Linked DNA regions of Homo sapiens: region 2 is linked to region 1. Evidence: read pairs that join two places in POLR2A ChIA-PET (ENCODE). Cell type or tissue: PC-9. All regions are shown on one strand. Each heading gives the region's core, and the rest is flanking DNA. Links, peaks and the distances in the headings are about the cores only.

Region 1 (7,949 bases), core at 1,707-6,706:
TCTCAAATGGGTAAGAAAGGTCTGTCTGATATTCTCTGTTCAGGGTCTCGGAGTGATTCTTGGGATTATGGTTTCTGTTGAGGTCTCTATAGCTGGCATCTAGTGCTTATCATCCCTCAAATATTCCTTTTTTAGGGAAGGCAGGTGAATATGAGCAGTGGACACAGGAGAAAGGGGAACACAGGAGAAAAAAGTCTTATTTAGTTTAAAGTAAATTACATAAGATATTAATAACATGCCTTTGGGCCATAAAATGCAGAAATACCTTTTTTTTTTTCCTGGTCATCAAAGCCTACCCCTAAACAAAGGGGAAAGTTTCCAGATACTACTCCTGCTCTTGTTGGCTAGCTCAGGAAAGAATGGTCCACTGTGTAAGTCTGTATTTGGACCAGGTCCAGGGTGGTAAGATGGTCTCAGGGTCACTAACTTCTACCTTGTGCAAAACTGCATTAGTCAGAAAGGGGGCCCAAATTCAGACAGGCTCAACAATTCCTTATATATTTTTCAAAGTGCTTTTGTTGCATGTTTCATTTTCTGCTATACATGGCAATAAATATTTGTTGCTTTGGTCTGTACAAAGTCTGTGAGGAAGGTAAGACAGATGTTACCTAAATGGACAAACAATAAATACAGAGAACAATCTTGTTCTGAGTCCCCCAGACAATAGTGAAAGAACCTGAAAAAGGTCTTTTGATTCATAGTCCAAATCGACACCATATTGCCACCTTTCAAGTTGTTGCTTACATACAGTAAATACCAAGAACCAGACAATATTCCAGGAGTCCTGCAATGAGACTGCATGCCACAGCTTTCTAAAAGAGAATGTGAAGGTCCCCAGCAACTCATATATAGAAAGCTATTTATTTCCTATAGAAAACTCAAAAACAAAGAAAAAGAAAGAAAAATAAAGAGAGATAGAAAGAGAAAGGGAAAGAAAGAGAGAGAAAAAACAAACACACAAAAGGTGGTCTTTCCCCAAAAGGCAGGCAGTTGAAGGGAGGACATGTAGTTGCTGGAGTGGAAACAGTAACATTCAGTTAACAATGGAATATTTAAAAAAAATAGTTTTCTTTTCAAATTGTAACTTGTGGTAAAACATAGAAAAATGTACTAAACGAGCTTGTATAAAACAGTAAAATTTTCAAATAAGCCCAGGGAAAAAGCACAATGCTGGAAAGAATGCGGTACAACGGGAGAGGAGAAAAGATTTCATACAAAACTACCTATTACAATACAGAAAAAAGTATAAAATGTTCCTACTTTGGAACTTAAGTACAAAATGACACTGGCATTTGATCACTTCACTATCTAAGCCTGAGGAGCTCTCAGAGGGTGGGGAGAGATGCTAGAAAGAACAAAAGGAATAGCAGTTTTTAAATCTCAAGTTGATCAGTCCAAACTCCACCCGTTTTTTTTTTTAGCTGAAAATATCACCTCCCTCTGTAACCTCTACCCATATGGCAAAGTTCATCCAGGCCTCAAAAATATTCCATTAGGTAGTCCACAAACACCCTACTCATAGGGGCTGGGATCTCTGTGTGCTGGAATTTGGAAAATGGAAATAAATCTACAGGCTAAATGGTGAACACATTCAGTCTTTAAAAAAAAAAGCATATCCCTGTGAAATTTTATACATACATATATATATATATATATGTATGTGTATATATATATGTATATATATATGAAATTCTCTGTGGTTAGAAACATATTTAAACTAGCCACAGACCAAACTAGATCTGCATTCATCCAGCGCTGGAATTTTATGCTAAATACTAAGGTCCTTTTTCTTCTTGGTCAGAAGTAGGCAACAGTAAAAGTGGTGCTTTGTTGCGCCACTGAAACCGCTCCCTGGGTGGGTCTTCCCCGTATCATGTGTTGGTAGCACATGCAAACCCCTGCTTTCACGGAAAGGACTGCTTGGAACTTTGGGACCTGTCCAGGGCTCATGTGCTGTGCCTCCGGATAGGATGAAGCTACAGATGATAAAACAGCTACGTATAAAAGCAGATGGATTTTGTATAGGGACATATAAATAGGAAAGGTCCTGGAGGAAGGGACTTATGCCTGGGCCCCAAAGTCCAGTTTACAGTCACATTCCTGACCATACATCGTGAAAATTGTGTGTGTGTGTGTGTTTGTGTGTGTGGGTGTGTGTGTATGTCCATGTATATGCTGGTGGTTTTTATCCCTACCTTTTGCCCATGCCCTTTCCTACTTCTTAGTAAGGCCTAACAACAAGAATTTATATGAAACCAAGATTCTTTCCAAGCTTTTCTCAGTCCCATAATTAGGGACTGAGTGAGGCTGGAGCCCTTTGAAAACAAGATGGCAGAACTGAAGAAGTGAAAAGCAGTCTCTCTCTTCAGCTTAGGGATGTCCCTCACCCCTTTCACAGCACCAAAGTTTCTTTGCAAAAATAGTATCTGAGATACAAAAGGAAAGGCAGATGTGCTTGTGAATGCATCTCGCCAGGGCCTGGTCCAGGATCAAGGGTGTTACAACAGCAGAGGGCTGGGAGCAGCTGTTTCCAAGGTCTCTGGCTGTAGACAACAAAGAGCTGGTCCCCCACATGGTCAAGGTCTGCTAAGTGAGACAGTCTTCACAAGAGTTTTCGGTGGAGGATCTCCCAGACCATCCGCTTCCGGAAGTATGGCATGTGTTGCTGTAGGGACACAGAGACACCCTTAATTTTCAATGCTTTTGTCTAGACCTGATACGCCTTTCCCCATACTTCTTTCTTTTGCAAGGTTTTCAACAAACAGTCTCAGTTGTATTTCTGGTCTTTTAAATTATTCATTCTTGGTTACATGTAGTTTTTTTCTTTTCATTGCTTTTTCTATTGTTATTTTTCACCATTATAGCCTTAGAAGTTACACTGGGTATTTCCAGGAATCCCCAGGCTATGCCCACGTCTCTAAGAATTTTGAGAATGGTGTCTAATAAGTCTTCTATGTTGAACTTTTAAGAGGATATGAGCCTAGGCCTAAAAATAAAAAATTCACCTTTTAGAAGAATTAAGGGAACTTGAAGAGTCAGCTCAGGCTGGTCTAGACAAAGGGCTATGGTAGAAAAATCTGGTAAAGTCACTGATTCAAACAGAAGTAAAAGTGGAGAACACATCAGAATAAACCATAATCTCTAATCTCAATCCACTTTGGTCTGAGAGACCACATGGACAGAAATGACCAATCACTCTCTAAGAGAAGACTGACCAGATTCATCAAGTGAGGGGTCAGGGGAGGGGGCAGCATAACAAATTACACTAGGAGATTGAGGTATGGCCTATTCCCAAACCTGACTACTAACGAAATGCAAGGGAACTAAAGAAACCTGCTCTGGTCCCAGTTCTCTCTAGAAGTTACAGTAGGTAGAGGAGACAGGCAGAGAAGGTTCTGCTCTTGAAACCTTTACTACAATAACTGAGGTGTGGTAACCCAGGACGTGGCTTATCACTAATTTTCTTTCTTTTGTGATGTGATTCAGGTAGTAACCATCAGTGTTATGAATCATGGGCTGAAGCATGCTAAAGGTTAGGGTAGAGGCCCCTAAAGAGAACAACTGGAGAGAAAAACATCTACAGGGCAGCTTGGAGACAAAGTAATCCTAGAGCTCCCTATGGAAGGCTCAGCTCACCTGTGTGAAGTTGATTGGTCTGTCTTTGGTAATACAGTCAGCATATTTGCAGGCAAACATCCCACAGTCACTTCCATTCATCTGCTGAGGAATCTCCTGGAAGACCAACAACAAAAAAAATGACATCTTTCCAAGCTTCTTTCCTTCTTAGATTAAAAATAAGAACCAAAAGATATAAATTGTACAGGTTTCTCTAAATTACAAACAGATGACTCTGGCCCCCCAGTCAGGACAACAGAGGCTCAAAGAAACAAAATACAACATTCCAGTCAGGTCTGTGTACTCTGTATTAATCAAACAGGAGAATATCTCCGACTCCCATGGCACCTAAGGGTATAAAAACTGCTCCCTCCCCCAGAGGCCAAATAATCAGCAAACATTCCCCTTAGGAGTGAAAAGCTTAGTAAAATATCTGGGCATTTAGAAAACCTAGTTCTACATAAGAAACACACTATCACTTTTCCTACGGATAGCTTAATTTATCCTCCCCCAGAAACCAACCAACCAAGCTGAAGTCAGGCTAGACACGAACACAGGTGGTCCCTGGGAATTAAGCAGTAAAATTCTTTCCTCCCCAAATACCCTACTTTTAGGACTTTTATTTCATCAAGATGAAAGGTACCTGGCTTTTCTTGCTGAAAAGCTGCCAGCCATTGGTGTCAAACTCTTTCCTTTTCTTGTCAATGCTTTCTTGCTTTAGGTATTGCCTAAAGGTATCAGGAGAGAATGAGATAAGCAGTGGGGAACATCGATGACAGCTGCCACACTAAGAATGGGGCTGACAATACCTAGGAACAAATTTGTTTCATCTGCTCTTCTGAGGAAAAGAGTATATAATACTGGGCAGGGAATCCCTGGATTGTTAAGTTTTCTCCAGAGCTGAGCATGCCTCTTCTAGCTTGTCTCTTCTAATGTCCACTCTGTCAACTCAAAAGGAACATGACCTCTGCCTCTAACAGTTAAGCTCCTTCTACCTACCATTCCTTCTGAGGAACAATTCTTTTTATTCTTTTCCTTGGTTTATATGGTCCTTTAGAACTCAATCTAATGGAAGAAAAGTGTTTTTCTGGTACTATTGAGGTATTTATTTACTACTGTTAGGCTTGGCTCTCCTATCTAAAAATTAAATCCAAATCAACAATGTATTGAGTGCATACCTTCAATAGAGCTCTCTTTTAAGTGCAAACTGTTCACCATTGTGGAATGTACTTCCTCCTGGCCATCAGAGTGGTACAGTGAGGAATAGGTATTTTGGAAAATGAAACAGGTGGAGCATAAAGAGATTTGCATTCTGGTCCACCTGAGCCACTAACTAATAGGACCTGGGCAAATCAAAGGCACCTCTGTGGGCCTTGGTCTCTTCATCTGAAAAATTAGGAGGTTGGATTAAATGATTTCTAAGTAGCATCTATATCTTTATATCTAGTCTACATTTTAGTGCATTAGGATAGTAATTGCTCCCATTAGGGCATACTTTGGTATTGTTTTTAAACTAAACTTACTTAGATACAAAATATGCATTTTTACTTAATATGAAGATTTTATCAATCACTCCATTGAAGGTATCAAACAACTGAGTTCAATTACTGGAAAAACACCACCTATACCCGATATCAAACTCTTCTGTCCTCAACTCCCTACTTACAAGAGTATTCTGCAGGCTTCATTGTTTATCCCACCCATGGAGTCGTAATAGGTAATATTCTTCTTTCTAAAGTCCACAACCTGAGAATAAGAAAAAAAGTCTCTGTGTTTATGAGATGAAGAAAATCGGTTTATCAGTTTTTCCCTTCCCTGCCCTTTGGAACCTTTTGCCAGACTTCCTACAAAATCATGACAAGTTTGACTGATATTTTGCATTATATTATGCTTAATCTGTAGAGAAAAAAAATGAAGGGTTATTTACATAAAACTATGATGGCACTCATCAACAGGTGGCCCCATTATTGCTGTGAAGCCTTTTTCTAATGTTCATTCTCTCCCTCTGCAAAGTGGGCAACAGTGAAGAAACTACATGATTTTCAGGGAATATAAGGTGAGTATCTCAAAATCACTTCCACAAAGTTTCAGAAAGATGGTGAGCAGATTCTGGGTTTTATTTCTTTATATTGAGAAGTTCCTTTTGGCTTTATGCTTTTGAAATGTAATCCAAAACAGACTGTGAAATAGTTTTATTAACACATTAAGCTAATGCTCACAGAGTCATAAAAATATTAAATTACCAAGTATGCAAGGTAAGTTATGATTAGGCTGAAAATAACAGTCACAGAATCTGAGTGGCAGCATCATTAATAAGTCACTTTTTTTCCCCCATGCCTTCCTTTAAGGCTGCTTAGACACCCTATAACTCTCTTTTAAATATTTCTAGAAAGGGAAATTCCACAGCTTTCTTCAAAATCTACATCCCAATCTTGATAGGAAGTTCATAGATCTATCTGATTTTAGTCAACCTACTACTAAACACTCTTTCTCTCAATAATCAAGGGAACATGTAGAACTACTACTCACTACCCTCTGTGTGTTCTATAAGTACATAGCTTTTACATTTTATCAAAAATGAAAGGGGTACTCACAGCTAGACACCAGTGTACTCCCAGGTGAATGGGCACCAAAAGAATGTCAACAGAAAATACATCTACTTTCTTTGTCCAACGTTTCACTGCCTGATAACCAGCCGTTTTTAATTTAGTGAAGAAAAAGGTATTAAATGCATGCACACTTGGCAAGCCCTTCTCTTTACTTCGCTCCATCAGCATATTCATGTAGAAATTGATGATCTGTGGGAAGAAATTACACCTATTAGAATAGACACTCAGGCCTAGCCTTTCAAAATAGTTGCAGTTGCTGTGTTGAATAGCATATGTAATTGTTTCCTAATAAACTGAATTAAGTCTTCAACATCCAACAGATTCATTTCTCTAAATCAAATTCTGACTAGAAGGGGGAAGGCTGAAGTGCTATAAATGGTGAAAAGAGAAAAAGCTGACATATATATTATGGGGTTGGGAGTACAAATGGGCAGACGCTGGCCAGGCTTGTAGAAGACTGAAGGTTAGGTCAAAAGACTGCAGGAAGACAGGGGTGTTAAGGTGAGGCTTACAGAAAAGGAGAGGAAGGCATGCAAGCAGTTTAATAATGCACATTAGCAGTTACCTTTATCTACTGGAACTGTGTGAGCAATTTAAGTAGATACTGAGCTCAGTTAGCGCCTAGTGTTAGTCAAGTTAAAATCAAGAACTCAAATTTTATATGACAGCCACATGGTTTTACACAAAGATGGAAAACTCTGCTCCATGGTTAAAGACTGCCTTTTCAACTTAATAACCCATCCTGCAGAGGCAAACTCTTTTGGTCTCAAGTAGAACTAAGTGACAGGAGAAGCCATTAATTATACTGGAAAAACACCTGTAAACTGATAGTAGCTCAGCAATGTCACCTTTATATAAAGGCACACATGGAAGTATAAAAACCTACCTTATATGAGACCTAAAGTCAAGTCACAAACATGAAGAATAACGTTCTACCCCAGAATCTATATGGTTAGCTTTCTCATCTTTGTTGATTCCATTTATGCCTTCAATATTAAGTGTGGAAAGAAATTACAATGGCTGAGTGGGGAGATGTGTGATTCTTTGTTAATGAAACGACATCTTCTCTAATAGTGACTATGTTGTGTATGGTTCCATTAGGTCCAGGACTCTTTGGTACTAAAACTTGAAAGTTATCGTGCCGGAAGTTACTGCATACTTACTTTATGTGGCCAGCTGAGGTCAGGCCAGTGTCTGTCAACTGCAAGGAATGAATGGGCTAACTGATCCACGGCTTGGAAATATGACTAAGAAAACAGGCACATTTTTCAGAATGCTTTTTGGGGAATGGGAAAATGCCCCTGTTCTTTGACAAATATTTACACACCAGGATGCCAGAACAGTGAGCTACTGCCCAACAGTAAGCAACGACATACTGGGTAGGCAGCAGGGGAACACTGCCAGGAACACACCGGAGCACGGTCTAGACCAGAGAAAGGGCCTATAGATGAGGATGCCTAGGCAGCTGCGGGAAAACCACACTCGCCATGAGGCAGAGCTCTGAGGTAGGGGAAGGCTAGGACTGAAGAAAGACACTGTTTTCTCTGCAGCTGATGACTGAGCAACAGGCCCAGTCAGCCCAAAGGACTCAGGTTGTGGCTTATTCTCTGCCTAGTGTGATGCCCAATAGATAACTGGAGATCAGTTGTTACAGATAATAATTAATCAAGACACAATTAGAATCAGGTATTTCTTAACTATAAGTTTTCAGTCTAACTCTGCCCC
Region 2 (7,949 bases), core at 1,632-6,631, 110 kb before region 1:
CCCACAAATGGTGGGAAATCCAGGTATCTAATCCTAGTATGTCTAGGAATGTTTGAGGTGGGAATGGAGTTGGGCTTATGTTTCTTTCAGTCACTTCTGGCTCTAAGTTCCTGCTTCTATGGAATTTTATCTCTTTTTTTAATGTCTTGCCTCTTGTGGACATTTCCACCTCCGCCTCCATTGGTTCAAACATGTAATTCAGCCCATATTTCTTAATTTCTCTAAGATGTTACCACAAAGGCCAGGCGGTGTCTACTGTATGTGGACTACTGTAGAGCTGAAAGTAACTGAGGGGCAGTTCTTTGCTGCATAACAGAATCAGTCGTAATGTTGATCATTAGAATCTTTGTCCTTAAAAGTCTTTCAGTTCTTTCCTTTCCCCATATTCCCACCATGGGGAATTGTCTTCTACTTGGACTCAAGCCTCCTACCATGTTGTGGCTCCTTCCTCGTCCAATCTCCTTCTAAACTAACCAACACTCACCCACAAATTCCTATGTTGGTTATGTCTGTCTCAGTCAAAGCCCACTCCATGCAAGGACTGCCTTCCACAACCCAAGTGGCCCATCATGGTGTTCGTTCAACAAAGTGCTTGAGGAAGAATTTTCCCTGTCAGTGACAGAGGCCCCTTTCCTAACACACCAACACCTTGTGTTACAGACAGCAGTCCTTGTGCTAGTGTGTACATGTGAATGTGTGTGCAAGTATGGGTGAGAGCATATGTATGTACAAGTATGTGTATGTGTGACTGTGTGTGTGCACATGCAGGGACAGCCCTAAGAATTAGATCAAATGTTATTGGGAAAAGGCACAAAGTAGATGTTTAGACTCACTCGTTAGGTGTTGGATCTAGAGCTAGGAAATCCCACATGTCAGTCTTATGAGGGCCCCAAGGAGGGGATTCCCTATACCCAGACTGCATCTGCTTGAAAATTAATTAATTAATTGTGAAATGACATAGAGATGATGCAAAGGAAAATAAAGAGATAGAGCCATGGGGAACTGGAAAGACAGAAAAAGAATCCATTGAACAGCAAGTTCCAAGGTCATCTTGATTCTCAGAGACCTGGGCTACAGTGATTTGCCATACATGCCACTGGGAGGGACAAAGTTAGGTAGGAGTTTCTACTTCTTGGGCATGAAAGACCGTGGGGAGGGGGAGCAAGATGAGCTATATAGCCTCCCCATCCCCAGAGATCTCTGAGGCCCAACATAGCCCACCTGTAAAAATGGAGCCAGGTCCTGGCCTTCCTGGAGGGAGAAGGAGGGCAAGGATGAGCTCTAAAAGCGAAACCTAGTTTAAGAGATTTCCAAGCAAAGGAACATGAGCCCAGCTGCATCCCCAGAGTTAGAAGGAATGGCTTCTTGAGGGTTGGGGGAACAGGATGTGGTTAGGATTTCTTATTTATTTATTTATTTATTTAGAGACAGATTCTTGCTCTGTCACCCAGGCAGGAGTGGAGTGGCACAATTATGACTCACTGCAGTCTCAACCAGCTGGGCTCAAGAAATCCTCCTGCCTTACCCTTCCAAATAACTGGGACTACAGGCAGCACTCCCCAACATGCCTGGCTATTTTTTTTTTTATGTTTTGTTGAGACAGGGTCTCCTTCCATTGCCCAGGCTGGTCTCAAACTCCTGGGATTAAATGATTCTCCTGCCTCGGCCTCTCAAAATGCTGGGATTACAAGTGCAAGCCACTGTACCTGCTGGGGTTAGCATTTCACCAGCTCCTTCTCTCACACTGCTTATGTTCTCCAGGGTTTAGAGCCTCCAGAGGAGTGAGGGCTGTAGACAATGTGTTCAATGTCACACATGTCACAGGGAGACGCAGGCAAGACCAGGACGCCAGTGGACGAGTGCTAATGGCCTTCCCTATTGTGTGTCCAGGCAGCCCCACTGGGCCCTGGCATAAAGAGGCCCCTGAAGTCTGTGCTCTGCCCTTGTTGCAGGGCAGCACTGCCAAGCCCAGGAGAATCCTCTCTCTACTTACCTCCTCCAGCCCCACTAGATTCTGACCTGGCTTGAACAGCCATGCCCCTCCAACTGGGATGAGTTCTTCAAGGAACGAGAAATGGAGACTGCATCCCAGCTCCATCCCTGACTTCCTGTGTAACCTTTGCTAAGTTGCAGAATCACCTGAGCACCCATTTCCTTGTTTAGGGAATGGCAGTAATAATGACTACTTTGTGGGGTTGTTTTAGGATGAAATGGAGGGTACCCGACTTTGGTCTGGGGGACAGTGGAACTGGTCTGGCTTCCTCCAGGGCCACATCATGTTGTCCAGTGCTCAAGCACTGAGCACTTGAGGGCAGGGACAAGTCTCACTTATCTCTGTGCCCTCAGTACCTGGCACAGTGCCCAGCTCATTCTATGGTATCCAATAAGCATGTGTTGAGCTAAAGTTGGCAAGTCAGAAGGTCATGGAGAAGGAAGCATCTGACAGGTTCTGTCTGTCACCTTCAAAGGGCAAGGATCTCAGTCCCCATCCCCACCCCAGGACCCACCTCCCCCAAGCCCCACCCAGCTCTCAGTGTCTCTCAGCACTTCCTCTTCGCCTCGTTTCTTTCTTGGGCCAAGGATCACCCTGGGAGTGTCCCATACGGGTGCGCTGTGATGACGTGCCCTGCTCTTGCCTAAGATTAGGTTCCATAACTGCTCCACCTGAACCCAGGGCTCTGCACACTCCCTGGGTCCCATTACTCCATCAGGCCTGGACCCCCTCCCACCACACCCTCCTCACTCACCTAGTCCAGATAAAATATAGGATACCCAATTGAATTTGAATGTCAGATGTACCTATACTAAAAGAAACCATTGTTTATCTGAAATTCAAATTTAACTGGGCATCTTGTAGTTTTATTTGTGAAGTCTGGAAAGCCTACCTAGGCAGTGCCTTTCTACCAACCATGGTCTTCCCTTCCTCCATACCTGTCTTCCAGTCCCACCAGAACCTAAATGACCTTAGCAACTGGGACCATTCATTCTTTTATTCACTGACTCATCCGACACATTTTTATTGCACATCTACCAAGTGCCAAGCCGTCTGCTAAGCATTGGGGTTACAATGATGGAAATATCAGACATAGCCCCTGCCCTGTAGAGTTTACATTCTGGAGTGAACAGCAAAGGTGAAGGTGAAGAAACAAATAAATAAAATTATTACAAAGTACAATCCATGCTATTATGAAAAGAAATCAAATAGAGGACTGAAATAGAAATTAGAAGAGGAGGGCTGGTTTGGACAGGGCAGTGAGGAAAACTTCTCTGCAGAGATGACACTCAGGTGGATGTGAAGAATGAAAATGGGGCCAGCTCAGTGTGTGTGTGTGTGTGTGTGTGCGCACGCATGCACATGCTGGGAGAGGATGGGATTCTAGGCCCTATGGTAGGAAAAGAAGTTTGACTAGTGGGAGCTGAAAGACTCAAGCACCTGGCCAAGGATAAGGGGTATGAGATAAGGCTGGGAAAATGGGAAAAGTGTGGAATTACTCAGGGCCTCACAGGCTATGGTAACATTCCAAACACACACACACATGCATGTGCACATATGCACACACACAGCACACACGCATGGGCACACTGAAAGCTTCTGGAGAAAAGATATCATGAACCGAATGCTATTAAAAGACAGTTCTGGTTGTTTGTTTGTTTGTTTGAGACAGGGTCTTACTCTGTCACCCAGGCTGGAGTGCAGTGGTGCAGTCTCAGCTCACTGCAGCCTGGACCTCCCAGGCTTAAGTGATCCACCCACCTCAGCCTCCCGAGTAGCTGAGATGACAGGTGCATGCCACCACACCTGGCTGATTTTTTTTTTTTTAATAGATGAGGTCAAGCTATGTTACCCAGGCTGGTCTCAAAGTCCTGGCCTCAAGTGATCCTCCCAAAAAGACAATTCTTCATACTTCCTGGAGATTGAAATGGAGGAGGTGAGGGTTGGCAGCAGGCAGGCCAGTCATGAGGCCACTGTGGAGTCCAGGTAAGAGAGGATTTCATGGATGCATTAAGTCGAAATGTCCGCGAGGCCTCCAACAGAAGTCTCCAAGGGAACTGCTTCTGGGGGTCAGAACTCAGAGGAAGAATGGGGTTTGCCACCATACAGATGGTGTCTAAACCACAGAAACACAGCAGAGGGTACGGCAGGACCAAGTCCACGTGGCACTAGCTTTCCAGTCACTTTGGTGGCTTAGAAAAACCAGGGCCATGGTGGCCATTGAGAAGAATGGTGGCAAAGCAAGTGCATTTTTTGTGGGATCTGGTGGACTGGACGATATATTGGATGTGAAAGGTAAGGCAGCACCAAGGACTGCAGTCTTCAGCAACTAGAAAGATGAAGGTGAGGCAGGCTAGATTGGGGGTGACAGGGGGGAATCAAGGGTTGTCATCTGGATGCATTAAGTCGAAATGTCCGCGAGGCCTCCAACAGAAGTGTTCAAGGGAACTGCTTCTGGGGGTCAGAACTCAGAGGAAGAATGGGGTTTGCCACCATACAGATGGTGTCTAAACCACAGAAACACAGCAGAGGGGATGGCAGGACCAAGTCCACGTGGCACTAGCTTTCCAGTCACTTTGAAGAGAAACCTGCCAAGAGGCCTGAGAAGGAATCACAGACAAGGCAAGAAGGAATCACAGACAAGGCAAGAAGGAACCAGAAGGACAACGCCGCATGGGGAAGCAGAAGGGAGAAGAGAGGGCCTCCGGAGGGTAGTCAGCTGAGGCCGGGCTGCTGGGAGAGGACATGGGAGGCACAGAAGCTCTCCTCAGGCCGAGTTGCATATGAACAGCTGCAGTGAAGCAGTGGCTGGGGCTGGGGGAGGAAGTGGAGGCAGCAAGGGGCCCTGCTCTTGTGAGGAGGCGGCTGTGGAAGGGTCAGCGCGATGTACTGGCAAAGACGGATCCTGGAGAGGGATACTTTTAGAGATGAGAGGTAGAGCATGCTGATGGGAATGGTCCAGGAGAAAGCAGGGTGGGGTTAGGGGTCAGGGGAAGATATGAAAGACAGCTGAGGCACCCTCTCCCTCAGGTGCCCCCGTCTTCCTCCACAAAGGCGAGGGAGCCGCGGCTGTGGGACCTGGACCCAGGCTTGGATGGAAGGCAGAGGCCCAGCCCCCGCTCGGGTGGAGAAAGCCGCGGAGGGGAGGACCTGCCTTTGCTCTGGAAATAGAAAACCAACATTGGTAACTGAGTAACTCCCGGAGAGGGGTGCAAAGGCACTGGCAAAATCTGAAGGAACAAAAATAACCTGTCCCGCTTGGGCAGCGAGGTGGATCGGATGTAGGGGGTGCAGCGGCCTGACCTGCAGGGGCCACGGGGGCTCTTCCCAGTCCTGCTTGGCCACAGCCAGGAGCGATGGTCCCTGGGAGGCAGAGCATCGCCAAGAAAAGGTCAGGTGCTCAGCCCCAGGCCGGCAAAGTCCCATTTCCTCTACCCACCGCCACTGCCTGCTCCGACTGCAGCCTGGCGCACCACCCGGACGGACAGACAGACGGACAGACACACAGACAGAGGCGGGCCTCGCAGCCCCGGCCAGCAGAGAAGTCCTGCGCGCGGGAGCCAGCAAGGCCGCTGCCCTGCCTCCCTCCGCCCACCGCCCACCCTTCTCTGACCGCGCCAGCTGCGGGTCCCAGCTCCCCTCCCACACCCCTCCCGCCTGCAGGGGGCAGCCTTGACTGCCAGCCTCTCTCAGACCTCCCTCTCCTGCGGCCCCAAAGCGCGGGCTACACACCTGCGTACCTGAGCAACCCACACATCTGTGCACCCCACACACCTGCGCACCCCCACACACCCGCGCACCCCTCACACCCGCGCACCCCATACCCTTGTTCACCCCTACACACCTGCGCACCCCCATACACCTGTGCACCCCTACACGCCTACGCACCCCCTCACACCTGCGCACCCCCATACACCTGCTCACCCACACGCACCTGCGCACCCCACACACCTGCTCACCCCCTCACACCTGCGCATACCCGACACTTGTTCACCTCCACACACCTGCACGCACGACTGGATGGCAGGCTCCTCGGAGGAACTTTCTACCAGCGTCTAGGAGTTGCTGAGTGATGGATTGGGCTGCGGGTGAACACACCGCCCTCTTCCTTTCTGCCTCAGTGCCGCTGTTCTCCCTCGCCTTGGGCCGGGCCCCTGCGTCCGTCCGTCTCTGGCCTCACCCCTGTCCCCAGGCTCACCGCCAAGGTCGCAGGAAGCAGAGGCGCATCTCCCCTTGCTTACACCACCCTGGCCCTGCTGCTGTCCAGCCCCCAGGCCTGCCCTCCTCCCCACTGCGCCAGGACAGCAGGACCTTCAGGGAACGGAGGGGCCAGGCTGCAGGGAGCGGGGCTGGGCCCACCCTCCTGAGGAGGAAAGGAAGGTGAGAGTCAGTGACCTGAGAAGTTTCCATGAACTCTGGCCATGAGGGAGCAGGGGGGCACCAGAAGGCTGGGCCCCACACAGCAGGAGGGAGCCACCTGGCAAAGTGGTTTCCCTACCATCAATTTCTAATTGGATCCTGAGGTAAACAGACACACCGGACCTGCCCTGAGGAAGGAGGCGGGCTGCGAACTGCTTGCCACCATGGGCATTAGAGGAACCAGAGGTATCTGAAGCAGGGGGTTCAGGGCTGTGGACAGCCTGGCCGTCCATCCTGGGCAAGGGGAGATGGCTTGCCCAGGGAGGACGGTGAAGGCTGTTCCCATCCCCACTCCCACTGGTGCTGTTAAAGTACGGTTCGTTGATGGGTAAACTGAGTGCGTGTGAGTGAGAGAGAAGGGGTCATGGTTGGTCTGAGGAAGCAACCAGTTCAACACCTCCAGCTGCTGACTCAGCTGCCTCCTGTCCCCAGCCCTCAACATCTCCTTCCTAAGCCGATGGGAACAAAGACACCGCCAGTTTCCAGTTGTAAAAATCGGAGGAACAATCAAGAACAAAGATCAAGGCTTCACATTTTCCATGACATTGGTGCAGGGGCGGGGGCACCACGCCTACCTGGCACAGTCCCCATTCCCCATGCCCTCTGGGAAGCAGGAAGCTGCCATCTGGGCATGGGCAGTGCTAGCCTCTCCATTAGCATGGTGCCTCCCCTGGGTCGGCCTGGGTGGCTGTCTTGGCCAGGCCAGGCTGTCTCGGCAGAGCCTCCTGAACTCAGGGTCCCTCAAGCCCCAGTTCCTCACAGTTCTGGGAGATCAGCCAGCCTCAGAGGCCAGGAGCTGGGAAGCAGGGAGCCCACCCGGGAGACCCCCAAACCCGCAGCACTATACAGAGGTCAAGGGTCAGAGGGAGAAGGGCAGGGGGACAGCAGACAGAGGACTGGAGAAGGAGATATGGACTTGGGAGTGGGTGGGGTTGTAGAGGTGGTGAAGGAGCAGAGTTCTGGAATCCATTTGCAAGATGTCAAAGGGCCGCTGAGCCTGGGCTGCTTCCCAGGGTATGGCCGACATTGACTAGTCTCCTCGTCCTCACCCCATCCCTCTGGCACCCTACTCTCGCAGCTTCTGGGGGAGCTAGGCACAGAGTGAAGAGTCCACCCAGGTAAACAGATGATGATACATCTGTTTAATGGAGTACTCTTCAGCTGTTGAAAGTGACATAAACCCATTGATACTGGCAGAGAAAATGACCAAGGCTTATTAAGTGGGGAAAAAAGGTGAAAAATGATATATAGATTCTGATACCATTTTGTTAAAAATAAACCTAATACTACTACATTTGGATATGTGTATCTAAATCATGTAAATAACTATATATTTGAATGTACTTGAAAGAAGTATAAAAGGATAAATATGGAATAGTTAAAAGAAATTATATCTAAGATAATTTAGACTTAGACATTTGTATATGAATTTTTATAATAAGCATGTACAATCTTATAATAAAGAAAAAGGTGAGGGCAGAGAAAAGGGTTCAGAACAATCCAAGTCTGTGGATAGATGTGGACATGCCAGGTACAC

The links. Peaks named below come from ENCODE experiments on the same cell type or tissue, not always from the same donor. Only the 100,000 strongest peaks of a DNase experiment are listed, where the experiment ranks them.
Region 2: POLR2A ChIA-PET joins it to region 1 with 9 read pairs; 2 of 35 experiments call an interaction of 5 or more read pairs at or near these places.

What each region holds. Positions count from the first base shown.
Region 1 is chr12:48,042,720-48,050,668 of GRCh38, forward strand. It overlaps SENP1 (SUMO specific peptidase 1), which reads right to left. Exons shown (of 18, transcript NM_001267594.2): 14 at 6,210-6,413; 15 at 5,282-5,361; 16 at 4,259-4,343; 17 at 3,637-3,732; 18 at 178-2,665. The coding sequence ends at 2,603. Among named protein-coding and RNA genes, the nearest start is that of COL2A1, 42 kb to the left of the region's middle. RefSeq lists an enhancer at 2,635-3,834. In PC-9, for the core only: no CTCF peak of the experiment used is centred there; no DNase peak of the experiment used is centred there; H3K27ac peaks cover 1,072 bases.
Region 2 is chr12:47,936,866-47,944,814 of GRCh38, forward strand. No RefSeq gene overlaps it. Among named protein-coding and RNA genes, the nearest start is that of TMEM106C, 23 kb to the right of the region's middle. In PC-9, for the core only: no CTCF peak of the experiment used is centred there; no DNase peak of the experiment used is centred there.